2 separate regions of the Homo sapiens genome follow, and region 2 is linked to region 1. A link is a contact called in ENCODE Hi-C or POLR2A ChIA-PET data. All regions are on one chromosome and are shown on one strand. Each heading gives the region's core, a stretch centred on a gene start or an enhancer-like site at or near the end of the contact. The rest is flanking DNA. Distances are from core to core; before and after follow the strand shown. Region 1 overlaps UBAP2 (ubiquitin associated protein 2). Region 2 overlaps DCAF12 (DDB1 and CUL4 associated factor 12).

Region 1 (6,068 bases), core at 1,742-4,241:
CTATGCCCTCATTTTGGATGCCAAGCATGAGCAACTTGAAGGATTTTTACAGAGAGTTGTGGTCATTAAAGCTTAATGTTAATAGTTTTGATGTTCAGTTTATGTATTGTATCCTGATGGCTGGAACCAGCTGCTATGTGAGGGGCCGCAGTGAGCACTGAGCACAGAGCCTCTCACCTTAAGGGAGCCTGGGTGGTTACATCATTGCCTGCCTGCTCAGCCTTGAGACTTGGGCCCAAGCGCCAGGCCAGGCTCTCCCCAGCACCCTCCTCCTCTGCCTCCAGATCCATGTGTCCTGGCTTTTCTTTTGCCAGCATGCCAGTGTGGAGAGCGCCTCTTCCCACCAGTCCTCAGCCACCTTCTCCACGGCAGCGACCTCCGTCTCAAGTTCCGCATCCTCAGGCGCCAGCCTGTCCAGTAGCATGAACACCGCGAACAGCCTCTGTCTGGGTGGGACCCCCGCGAGTGCATCCAGCAGCAGTAGCAGGGCCGCGCCCTTGGTGACCTCAGGTATTTGCTCCAGAGGCCTTTCCTGCCCACCCCTGAGCCCCTCAAAGGTGCCTGCTTGGCGTCCCAGGAAGGCAGTGCAGGTGTCAGGAGAGTCTCAGGCCCGCCGAGTGCGCTGCGTGTTCCACTGACCTTGAGGCCCAATCTCCCCACCCCTGATGGGGATGAATTCTTCCTTGCAGGATTCCTGGCCTCTGCGTGCTTCTAGCTTTTCAGTCTTTCCTCTTTGTTCTTTCCTGGAGCCGAGTTGACATTGTGACTTGGAGGGGCCAGGGATGACTTATGGTGGGCTCCACGACTGCAGACCTAGGCTGTCTGTAGGCCCAGCAGACTATGATTTGATGGTCGCTGCTAAAACCGACTTCGAACTCAGCCTGTCCCTCTCCTGGCACTGCATGGCTTCCTTGCCCTCTTTGGAGGAGGCAGATTCTTTTTATATTTCTCTTTGCTCAGTGCAGTGGGACCTTAGGGACTGGGGGAAAGGGGCTGCTTTTGTCTGGGCCCGGAACTCTCTGACGTTGAAACAACCTCAGTGTGGTGGCCGGGCTTTCTGTCTCCCCTTCACTGCTTTGTAGAATGACCCTCTGCCTCATTCGGCCACTGCCCTTCTTTGAACCCATCTGGGGTAGCTCAGTGACTGTGCCTCCTCCTGAAGCAGCTGAGGACTCTCACTCTTTGTGGTGACCATTTCACTCCATTTGATTTTTCCCTCTATACAGGCAAAGCACCCCCAAACTTACCTCAGGGGGTGCCTCCCCTGCTGCACAACCAGTACCTCGTAGGTCCCGGAGGACTGCTTCCTGCCTACCCGGTGAGTGTATGGCGGAACTCCTGGCCTGCCCAGCTCCCCTGGCCTCGGGGGCTGGCACCTGGCAGGAACCTGGCGTTGGGCCCAGGTTGCCCACCTTGAGCTGCCCTTCCATCCCTGAGCACCCCCGTCTCTGCCCCACTGAGCCCTGGTGGTCTTCTTCCATCTAGACTCCGTGAAGGCAGGATCTGTTCCCGTAACAGCTAATCCAGATCCCATTCCCGGGTGTGTTAGAGCCCCCCAACCTTGTTTTGACTCCTAGATGGACCTGGGCTTCCCAGGGTGTGGTATGTGGTTCCTAAAATACACTTTCTGGTTCTCACACAGATCTATGGCTATGACGAGCTCCAGATGCTGCAGTCACGGCTGCCAGTGGTGAGTGGGGTATGGACTGGTCGGAGCAGAGGGTTCAGAATCTTTTACATGTCCCCCCTCTTATGGTCTTGGCTGCCACACTCTCTGGCCCTTAGGATCCTCTGCCTGAGGAACCTCTCAGCACCACTACTGAGAAAGCTGTTTTCATCTGGCGGTTGTGCCAGGCGTGACCATAGCTTTAGCACAGAGTATCCAGTGCTCATCCCTGGGAAACATGAAGGCCTTTGGGACCTGGGGCCCTGGTAGGCCATGTCCCCTGTTAAATGTTGGTCCTTATCTTCCCTCCTCCATCTTGTTTTCTCTCTCTTTTTTAAAAAGAAAAACCATATGACACAAGACATGGAGGTTGCTTACGTGGCCCTGGAGTTTTATACTGTCTTCCTCTTCCTCAGAGTACCATATAGTGTCTTTGGTCTGAGATGGCCAGTGACTGCTCTTCTGCAATCAGCTGAGTGAGTGGCTTGAGCTGATGGTCTTTAAGGTCTCTTCTGGGTCTGGCCTCCCATCTAGATTTGTGAGAATGCCTGCCCTGGGACGTCCCTGGTGGTTGCAGCCTTACTCTGAGACCAGGGTTGCCTCTTTCTTCTGACCGTTGGTGCCAGAATGCAGTGTGGGCCTTTCCTGGGATAGCCACATGAACAGAACTGTGGGGACAGAGGGGAATAGGCCCGCTCCTTGCCCTGCCCATGGGCAGGACTTCCTCCTGGGAGCCACTGTCTTCTTGCTCTGCCATTTCCCAGGGCACTTGTCAGAGAGTTGCAGGCAGTTTGGACACCACCTCTGCTGGATACAGTCTTTCCTGTTGCTGGAGGAAGAGGCTTTCTCCCTTGTGCAGTGATGCCTTCTTCCCCGTGGGTGTTGCTCCCTTCTCTGCTGCACCACAAAGAGCTGACGGAGCTGCTCTTGTTTCAGAAGAGTAGCCCTTTCCACTGGCTGGCCGTATTTCCAGAAGCAGAGGCCTAGCCTGGGAGCGGAGCGGCTTCTCCCCACTGTGCAAACCAGCAGCCCTTTAATCTGCCGGCCAAAGGCCCAAACTGCAGGAGGTGGTGCTGAGCCCCGGGATTCATTCTGCTTCAGGGGCTCTCCGTGGTCTCCACACTTATTCACAGCACTCTTTTGGCTTTTATCACTTTGTGCCTTAGAGAAAACACCCTCTGGAGCCCACCTTTTGAGATATGTTGCTCTTTCTATCCCTCGGGTTGTTTGTTCACCTCTGCTGCTTGTGAGCCTAGTTCCTGCCTGGAGAATTCTCGTGTTCTGTGAAAGTGCTCCCCCTTCTGGGCTTTCTCTGCTCCCGTCCTCAGTTGTGCAGCTCTGTGTGTTCCCAGCTCTGCCTCTTCCGGGGGTTCTAGGCTGCTATGGGTTTCCGGGAGGTTTCCTGGAGGGTGTGAGTGCCATTCCCAGCCAGGATGGCTCCTTTCTGGGATCGGGCACAGCCCAAGGGCTTTGCCTTTCCTCAGGGGCCAGGTGTGTCCAGGAGTGCGAGGCCCTGGATGGTGAGTGAGGGTCAGGTCAGACCTCCCCTCCTCCACGAAGCTCCACTGTGCTTTGCCGTCTCTGTCTCCACACTTTGTTGTATCTGCCATACTTCCCCCAAGTCCTGGGCCAGGGGTGTCCAATGTTTTGGCTTCCTTGGGCCACATTGAAAGAATAATTGTCTTGGGCCACACATAAAATACACTAACATTAAAGATAGCTGATGAGCTTAAAAAAATTGCAAACAAATTTCATGTTTTAAGAAAGACGAATTTGTGTTGGGCCACATTCAAAGCTGTCATGGGCCGTGGGTTGGACAAGCTTGTCCTAGGCCATGTCAGTGTTTTGAGAGCAGTGTAGGTGGTGACAGGCCAGTTCTGGGCTTCACCTGGGGTCCTGCTTATTCCCGTGCCTACCTGGCACTGCCCCCTGTCCCCCCTTAAACCTTTCAGGCCCCTGCACTTCTGTTGCCTCCTTTTTCAGGTCTGCTCTGTTTAGTCAGCTTTCCTAGCTGCTCTAGTCTCTCACACAGAAAAGCCAGCGAAGTTGGTTCAGCCCGAGGCATTCACACAAGCACCTGCCTGTGGTGTCAAATGGATGTGTGAGGCTTGGTCTCCAGCAGCTCTGCCTGGTGAAGCTGCAGGGTTGGCCGGTCTGTGTGCTTATGTGTTAGGCAGGCCGCCTAGTTGCACACTCTTCCGAGGGGCACCATTTACTTGGCGTTCCCTGGGACTGCTGGCTCTCAGGCATGGAGTCTGTTTCAGGAGTGTGGCGTCACCACTTCCATGTGCTGGTTCTGCTCTCCTGGGAGTCAAGCAGGGCCAGTCGCTGATCAAGCCTCCCTGGTCTCTCCTAGGACTACTATGGAATTCCCTTTGCTGCACCCACAGCGCTTGCCAGCCGAGATGGGAGCCTAGCTAATAATCCATATCCAGGTGAGTTTGCTCAATGGATGAGGAGTAGCCCGGGGCCGGCCTAGCGCGAACTCCAGGAGCTGGGAAGCAGCAACAGCAAGCTGAGAGAGGCCTCTTAGTAGCCTGTGCTGAGCTGGCAGCCAGACCTGTTCCTGTTTGCAGAAGCCAGTGTGGCCTTTCTCTGGTTGGAGGAAGGGCAGTGGCTGGAGTCAGTGCTCTTTCCTAGGTGATGTCACAAAGTTTGGCCGTGGGGACTCTGCATCCCCTGCACCCGCTACCACACCAGCTCAGCCACAGCAGAGCCAATCACAGACCCACCACACAGCCCAGCAGCCCTTCGTGAATCCTGCACTGCCACCTGGCTATAGCTACACTGGTCTTCCCTACTACACAGGCATGCCCAGTGCCTTCCAGTATGGCCCCACCATGTTTGTGAGTATTTCAGAGGGTGTGACTGTGTCTCCTGGCCTTGGGTTGCTGGCAGGTGGAAACCTGGGACCTATCTTCCAGCAGGGAGGGAGGGTTGTGATTCCACTCCGTCTTACCTGGTCTTCAGAAACTGTTCAGGCTGGGGACAAGGTCACTTTTCCCCTGCTGTGTTTAGATCCAGCATGTGTTGCACTAATGAAAACACAGGTCCCCTGTGGTTGTGGGTATGTCACCTGCTGCCTTAGGCTCTGGCAGGGGTACCTGACCAGCCTCAGCTTGCCTCTTCCTACACTAATACCTCATCTGCTTGCCCCCCCAGGTCCCTCCAGCCTCAGCCAAGCAACATGGGGTGAACCTCAGCACTCCCACACCTCCCTTCCAGCAGGCCAGTGGTTATGGCCAGCACGGCTACAGTACAGGTGAGGGGTACTTCCCAGACAGAGACACATGGGGTTAGACAGGCTTGCCTGGCTCACACTTGCCTCTTGTACCCTGCCACGCTAGGTTATGACGACCTGACCCAGGGGACAGCAGCAGGAGACTACTCCAAAGGTGGCTATGCTGGATCATCGCAGGCACCAAACAAGTCTGCAGGTTCTGGGCCTGGCAAAGGTAGTGTTTACCTCTCCTTTCCAGGATAAGGCCTGGAGTGGTGGGCTCCTGCCTGATCCCCTCTCAGGCAGGGCAACCCCTGAGTGATCCTGGAGGTGGGGAGCCTGGAGCTGGGAACAACTGCTGTGGGGAACAACTGCTTTTCCTCCTAGGAGTATCAGTGTCTTCAAGCACCACTGGTCTACCTGATATGACTGGTTCTGTCTACAATAAGACACAGGTGAGGGACAAAGGTGGGTTGGGTGTATAGGTTTTTGAGAGGTTACAGCCCAACCTGACCTTCACCATTGTCTTCTTTGCCCTGTAGACTTTTGACAAGCAGGGATTTCATGCAGGGACGCCTCCACCTTTCAGCCTGCCCTCGGTCTTGGGCTCCACTGGGCCCCTGGCCTCGGGAGCGGCCCCTGGCTATGCACCCCCACCATTCCTACACATCTTGCCAGCCCACCAGCAGCCCCACTCACAGCTGCTGCACCACCACCTTCCGCAGGATGCACAGGTGAGTACAGTGATGGAGGCAGCCACCCTACTCTGGGCCAGGGGTTCTGCTCCAGCCTTGACAGCCTTCCCTTCTCCTCTTCCTCAGAGTGGCTCGGGTCAGCGCAGCCAGCCCAGCTCCCTGCAGCCCAAGTCTCAAGCCTCCAAACCTGCCTACGGCAACTCTCCATACTGGACAAACTAAACCCAGAAGAGAGGGGTGGGCTGGGGCAAGGCTTATCCTGGGCAGGAGAGAACACACGAGCACGTATTTGGGAGCCCAGTGCCCTTTCCTAGAATTCCCGACATGTGTCAGCCATGCCTCTGTGGGGAGTCTGCCTCCCAGACTGGCTACTGTATGTAATGTATTTATGTATGTATTTGTAAATGTGATAGAAGTCTGGGGGGGAGTTGGGGGATGGCGGCAGATGTTAGCCAGGTCTGCCCTCCCCATTCAAGCCCCTTCTCCA
Region 2 (6,011 bases), core at 667-3,166, 170 kb before region 1:
ATAGAAAATTACTAAGCTTTGGCCAGGTGCACTGGCTTATGCCTGTAATCCCAGCACTTTGGGAGGTTGAGGCGGGTGGATCATGAGGTCAGGAGTTCGACACCAGCCTGGCCAACATGGTGAAACGCCGTCTCTACTAAAAATACAAAAATTAGCCGGGCATGGTGACGTGTGCCTGTAGTCCCAACTGCTCGGGAGGCTGAGGCAGGAGAATCGCTTGAACCCGGGAGGTGGTGGTTGCAGTGAGCCGAGATCATGCCATTGCACTCCAGCCTGGGTAACACAGAGAGACTTCATCTCCAAAAAAAGGGAAAAAAAAGAAAAATAAAAAAGAAAATTAGCTTTATCAAAATGTATAAAATTCTCGTTAAAGAATTTCGAGTAAGGCGCGGTGGCTCATGCCTGTAATCCCAGAACGTTGAGAGGCTGAGGCAGGTGGATCACTTGAGGTCAGGAGTTCGAGGCCAGCCTGGCCAATATGGTGAAACCCAATCTCTACTAAAAATACAAAAATTAACTGGGCGTGGTGGCACGCGCCTGTAGTCCCAGCTACAGGCTGGGGCAGGAGAATCGCTTGAACCTGGGAGGCGGAGGTTGCAGTGAGCCAAGATTGCGCCATTGCACTCCAGCCTAGGCATCACAGCAAGACTCCATCTCAAAAATAAAAATAAAAAGAATTAGCAGGGCATGGTAGCATGCGCCTGTGATCTCAGCTACTTGGGAGGCTGAGGCAGGAGAATCGCTAGAACCCAGGAGGCCGAGGTTGCAGTGAGCCAAGATCGTGCCACTGCACTCCAGCCTGGGTGATAGAGCGAGACTCTGTCTCAAAAAAAAAAAAAGCAGACCAGGTGTGGTGGCTCACACCTGTAATCCTAGCACTTTGGGAGGCCAAGGCAGGCTGATCGCTGGAACTCAGGAGTTCAAGACCAGCTTGGGCAACATGGTAAAACCCCGTCTCTACTAAAAATACAAAAAAAATAGCCAGGCATGGAGCAGGCACCTGTAATCCCAGCTACTTGGGAGGGTGAGGCACGGGAATCGCTTGAACCCAGGAGATGGAGGTTGCAGTGAGCTGAGATCGCACCACTGCACTCCAGCCTGGGTGACAAAGCGAGACTCTGTCTCAAAAAAAAATAATAATAATAAATAAATTTCAACAACCATGTCAAACTTAAAAGTTATATTTTAATGCCTAGACCTTAGGTGAATAATTCTCTTAGTGTAGCTATTAAAATGCCTACTGCTCTGTGTTTAGGGTGGGCCATCTGGCCAAGCTTCAGCACATATGAGGATGATGCACAAACAGCTAGACTATGAAAGCCCTCTTTGGCGTCTGTGGGATTTCCCATAGAGGGGTGGGTACATCTGACATCTGTGTTCTCCTGGCCCTGCAGGCTCACGTGATGGTTCTATGGGACTCTGGGAGGTGACAGATGATGTTTTGACCAAAAGTGATGCGAGACACAATGTGTCACGGGTCCCTGTGTATGCACACATCACTCACAAGGCCTTAAAGGACATCCCCAAAGAAGACACAAACCCTGACAACTGCAAGGTTCGGGCTCTGGCCTTCAACAACAAGAACAAGGTATGAACTTGTGTAGGGATCCCTGACGTGTATTCCTCTTGCTTATGTCTTGGGATATGCACTCCTTTTTCCTTCCCCATCAGTGCTTGCTACATAGCATGGTTCTGAGCCCACAGAACACCTCTTAAAGGCTGAGTGATGCTGGTGAGAAATTATAACTGAGGCTCTGAAACCCACCCCTTCAATTGGTGTCTGCAGTATTTCTCTGAGTAGTCTATATTTGTGGGTCAGCCTCACAGAATTCCCCTAGGGCCACCCTGATTTGACTGTCTGTCATTTGCACATGCCTTTGCAGGTGCTGTATTCTGGGCATGATTTTCATACTTGCTTCTGAAAACAATCACTTTTTTTCTCTTTGGTATTCATTCCTTTTTTTTTTTTTTTCTTTTTGAGACTGTGTTTTGCTCCTGTCACCTAGGCAGGAGTGCAATGGCACGATCTCAGCTCAAAGCAACCTCCACCTTCCAGGTTCAAGCAATTCTTCTGCCTCAGATTCTCAAGTAGCTGGGACTACAGGCATGCACCGCTACACATGGCTAATTTTGTATTTTTTAGTAGAGACGGGGTTTCACCATGTTGGCCAGGCTGGTCTTGAACTCCTGACCTCAGTTGATCCACTCTCCTTGGCCTCCCAAAGTTCTGGGATTACAGGCGTGAGCCACCATGCCTGGCCAGTATTCTTTACTGCCTACTTTCCCTTCACATTTCCACTAAGTCTTACCTTATTGAGTCAGATCTGATGCTGAGGTTTTAATAAAGCAGAGTGTCACCCAGGCGCAGTGACTCACGCCTGTAATCCCTGCACTTTCGGAGGCCGAGGCAGGCAGATCACAAGGTCAGGAGTTTGAGACTAGCCTGGGCCAACATGGTAAAACCCCATGTTTACTGAAAATACAAAAAAATTAGCCAGGCATGGTGGCATATGCCTGTATTCCCAGCTACTCAGGAGGCTGAGGCAGGAAAACTATAGGAGGTGGAGGTTGGCAGTGAGCCGAAATTGCGCCACAGCACTCCAGCCTGGGTGACAGAGCAAGACTCCATCTCAAAAAAAAAAAAAAAAAAAAAAAGCAGTGTCAGAATATACACCCAGAGCCAGAGAAAGGCTTCTCCAGAATCTGAATCAGGCCACAGTTTGAAGGGTAGTTCCCTCAACCTCCTATCCCATCTGTATTTATGGCCTAAGGGTAGATTAATCTCTCCTAAATTAGAGTCTTCACTTATAGAAATTCTCACACTAGATTATGAAACTGTCCTTCACATATGTGCCCTGCTTTAACTCTCCAACAGGACGTTGAGGGAGTGATAGCATAGTGAGGAGTTTTTCAACCATGGGTGCCTGTGTTATTGCTGGCAGCCTCAATTTAATATGCCATTCAGCTAGGTTCTGTAGGGTGAAGTAATGGTCTAATAATTACTGGCACCTCTGCTGGAATCATCACGAGACAGGAATAAAGGACCCTGACCTTAGAATCCTCGCCTGCTTATTATCGTACATTAGTTGCTATAGATGATAATATAACCTGGTTTTCATTGCTCTTGTAGGAACTGGGAGCAGTGTCTCTGGATGGCTACTTTCATCTCTGGAAGGCTGAAAATACACTATCTAAGGTGTGATGAACATGATTTTGTGGTTTTACCTAATAATTCACCTTACAGTTAAAATACTGTAATTCTAGCTGAGCTTTTTTTTCATGTTTATTTTATCTATTCATTTATTTTTGAGGCAGAGTCTCGCTCTGATGCCCAGGCTGGAGTGCAGTGGTGCAATCTTGGCTCACTGCAACCTCTGCCTCCTGGGTTCAACCAGTTCTTGTGCCTCAGCCACCTGAGTAGCTGCGGGGATTACAGGCGTCTGCCAACATGCCCAGGTATTTTTTTTGTATTTTTAGTAGGAACACAGTCTCACCATGTTGGCCAGGTTGGTATTTTTATTTTTAAAGACAATAAATACAGGGTCTCACTCTGTCACCCAAGTTGGAGTGCAGTCATGGCTCATGGATCAGTGCAGCCTTGAACTCCTGGGCATAAGCGATCCTCTTGCCTCAGCCTCCCAAGTAGCTGAGACTATGGGCATGTGTCACCACACCCATCTGGTTGTTTTTTTTGTTTTGTTTTGTTTTTTTAATTTTTTGTAGAGACAGAGTCTCACTATGTTTCCCAGGCTGGTTTTGAACTCCTGACCTCAAGCGATCCTCCCACCTTGGTCTCCCGAAGTGCTGGGCATTCAGGCATGAACCATTGCACCTGGTCTCAATTCTTGTTTAAAAGACCAGTTCTCCAAAGGCCTGGGCATGTTTTTGCACAGTACATGAAATTTTGAGTCTGGTGTGCCTCTCTTGCAGGAAAGTCTTTTAAAGAGTAAGACAGGGTGATTCTTTCCTATTGCATAAGCTTCCTGAGAGGCTCCTTTGACTAGCAGTCCTCCTCAACAATGCATTTAAGTATTTCTTTATAGATTGATGACTACTTGGCATGCTGTAAGGGAAGGAAATCCTGAGTGTTAGGAACCTTTGGCAATTGAAGATCGATCAAATTAAGATAAACCATCTCTGAAATAATCATGTAAGGTAATGAGAAAATAGACTTAATTTACAATACAAATTGGTCATCCCTAATCCAGAATGCTCCAAAATCCAGTTGGGCACAATACCTTAGGCCTGTAATCCCAACACTTTGGGAGGTTGAAGCAGGAGGATTGCTTGAGCCCAGGAGTTCAAAACTAGCCTGGGCAACACAGTAAGACCCTATCTCTGCAACAAAATTTAAAAATTAGCCATACATTGTGGCATATGCCTGTAGTCCCAGCTACTGGAGGGTAGCAGTGCTGAGGCAGGAGGACCACTTGAGCTGAGGAGGTCAAGGCTGCAGTGAGCCGTAATTTTGCCACTGCACTCCAGCCTGGGTGACAGAGCGAGACCCTATCTCAAAAAAAAAAAAAAAAAAAAAAAAAAGGCCTGGCGCGGTGGTTCACGCCTATAATCCCAGCACTTTGGGAGGCCGAGGCAGGTGGATCATGAGGTCAAGAGATTGAGACCATGCTGGCCAACATGGCGAAACCCCGTCTCTACTAAAAATACAAAAATTAGCTGGGCGTGGTGGTGGGCGTCTGTAGTCCCAGATACTTGGGAGGCTGAGGCAGGAGAATCGCTTGAACCCAGGAGGCAGAGGTTGCAGTGAGCCGAGATCATGCCACTGCACTCCAGCCTGGCAACAGAGCAAGACTCTCTCTCAAAAAAAAAAGCCTCCAAAGTCCAAAACTTTTTGAGCACCAACACAATGCCACAAATGGAAAATTTCACATGGGACACCTTTGCTTTCTGACAGGTCAGTGTACCAAACATTGTTTAATGCAGAAAATTATTTAAAATATTGCATAAAATTACCTTCACTCTATGTGTATAAGATGTATATGAAACATAAATGAATTTTGTGGTTAGACTTGGGTGCCATCCCCAAGATAGCTCCTTACATATATGTAGATATTTAAAAATCGGGGCCGGGTGCGGTGGCTCACGCCTATAATCCCAGCACTTTGGGAGGCCAAGGTGGGCGGATCGCAAGGTCAGGAGATTGAGACCATCCTGGCTAACATGGTGAAACCCCGTCTCTACTAAAAATACAAAAAATTAGCCGGGCGTGGTGGTGGGCGCTTGTAGTCCCAGCTACCCGGGAAGCTGAGGCAGGAGAATGGTGTGAACCCAGGAGGTGGAGCTTGCAGTGAGCTGAGATCGCGCCACTGTACTCCAGCCTGGGCGACAGTGCGAGACTCCGTCTCAAAAAAAAAAAAAAAAAGCTGGAGAAATCCGAAATTCAAAACATTTGTAGTCACAAGCCTTTTGGATAAGGGAGATTCAACAAGCAACTTTTACATAGAGTTAAACCTACCTGTGAATCATTTGTCTTTTTTTTATTTTTTTTGAGACAGAGTCTCACTTTGTTGCCCAGGCTAGAATGCAGTGGCACGATCTCAGCTCACTGCAACCTCCGCCTCCCAGGTTCAAGTGATTCTCCTTCCTCAGCCTCCTGAGTAGCTGGGATTACAGGCATGCACCACTACCCCTAGCTAATTTTTGGTATTTTTAGTAGAGATGGCATCTCACCAGGTTGGCCAGCCTGGTCTCAAACTCCTGACCTCAGGTGATCTGCCTGCCTTAGCCTCCCAAAGTGCTGGGATTACAGACGTTAGCCACCACGCCCAGCTTTTTCTCTTCTTCTTATCCTTGAGGACTTTGCAAGAGGAAGCAGGGTTCCAGGAATTAGTGATTCCTTCATGTCACAATAGCCTTTGAGCTCCACTGACCTTGTATGCTGTCTTATGTGTTGTATGCACCCACTGAGGATTTGCTAACTGACGAAGACCCAGGGTTAAGGCTGATGTGGGTTATCTGGGATTAAGCTAGTCCCATGGGCGTGCTTTCTATAG

Evidence for each region. Hi-C counts contacts between places; a loop is a spot of excess contacts on that map. ChIA-PET counts read pairs that join two places held with the same protein, here RNA polymerase II (POLR2A). Pooled maps may share reads with other maps.
Region 2: a map of endothelial cell of hepatic sinusoid shows a loop between it and region 1 (3-fold over the local background). The contact joins two enhancer-like sites. A Hi-C loop is called at or near these places in 1 of 168 maps with a recorded cell type or tissue (endothelial cell of hepatic sinusoid) and 2 of 50 pooled maps. POLR2A ChIA-PET finds 5 or more read pairs at or near these places in 4 of 52 experiments (CD8-positive, alpha-beta memory T cell, OCI-LY7, activated CD4-positive, alpha-beta T cell and 1 more).

Annotation. Positions count from the first base shown.
Region 1 is chr9:33,922,239-33,928,306 of GRCh38, reverse strand. UBAP2 (ubiquitin associated protein 2) reads left to right here. Exons shown (of 29, transcript NM_001370062.2): 20 at 315-510; 21 at 1,227-1,318; 22 at 1,643-1,690; 23 at 4,023-4,101; 24 at 4,307-4,512; 25 at 4,829-4,928; 26 at 5,014-5,121; 27 at 5,274-5,341; 28 at 5,429-5,620; 29 at 5,708-6,068. The coding sequence ends at 5,803. Among named protein-coding and RNA genes, the nearest start is that of SNORD121B, 9.1 kb to the left of the region's middle. RefSeq lists enhancers at 1-874, 2,952-3,191. Within about 2 kb of position 2,991, at least 13 of the 41 ENCODE cell types and tissues checked have a DNase peak (open chromatin) inside an H3K27ac peak, as active enhancers do.
Region 2 is chr9:34,093,901-34,099,911 of GRCh38, reverse strand. It overlaps DCAF12 (DDB1 and CUL4 associated factor 12), which reads left to right. Exons shown (of 9, transcript NM_015397.4): 5 at 1,395-1,588; 6 at 3,131-3,196. Among named protein-coding and RNA genes, the nearest start is that of DCAF12, 30 kb to the left of the region's middle. Within about 2 kb of position 1,916, at least 2 of the 41 ENCODE cell types and tissues checked have a DNase peak (open chromatin) inside an H3K27ac peak, as active enhancers do.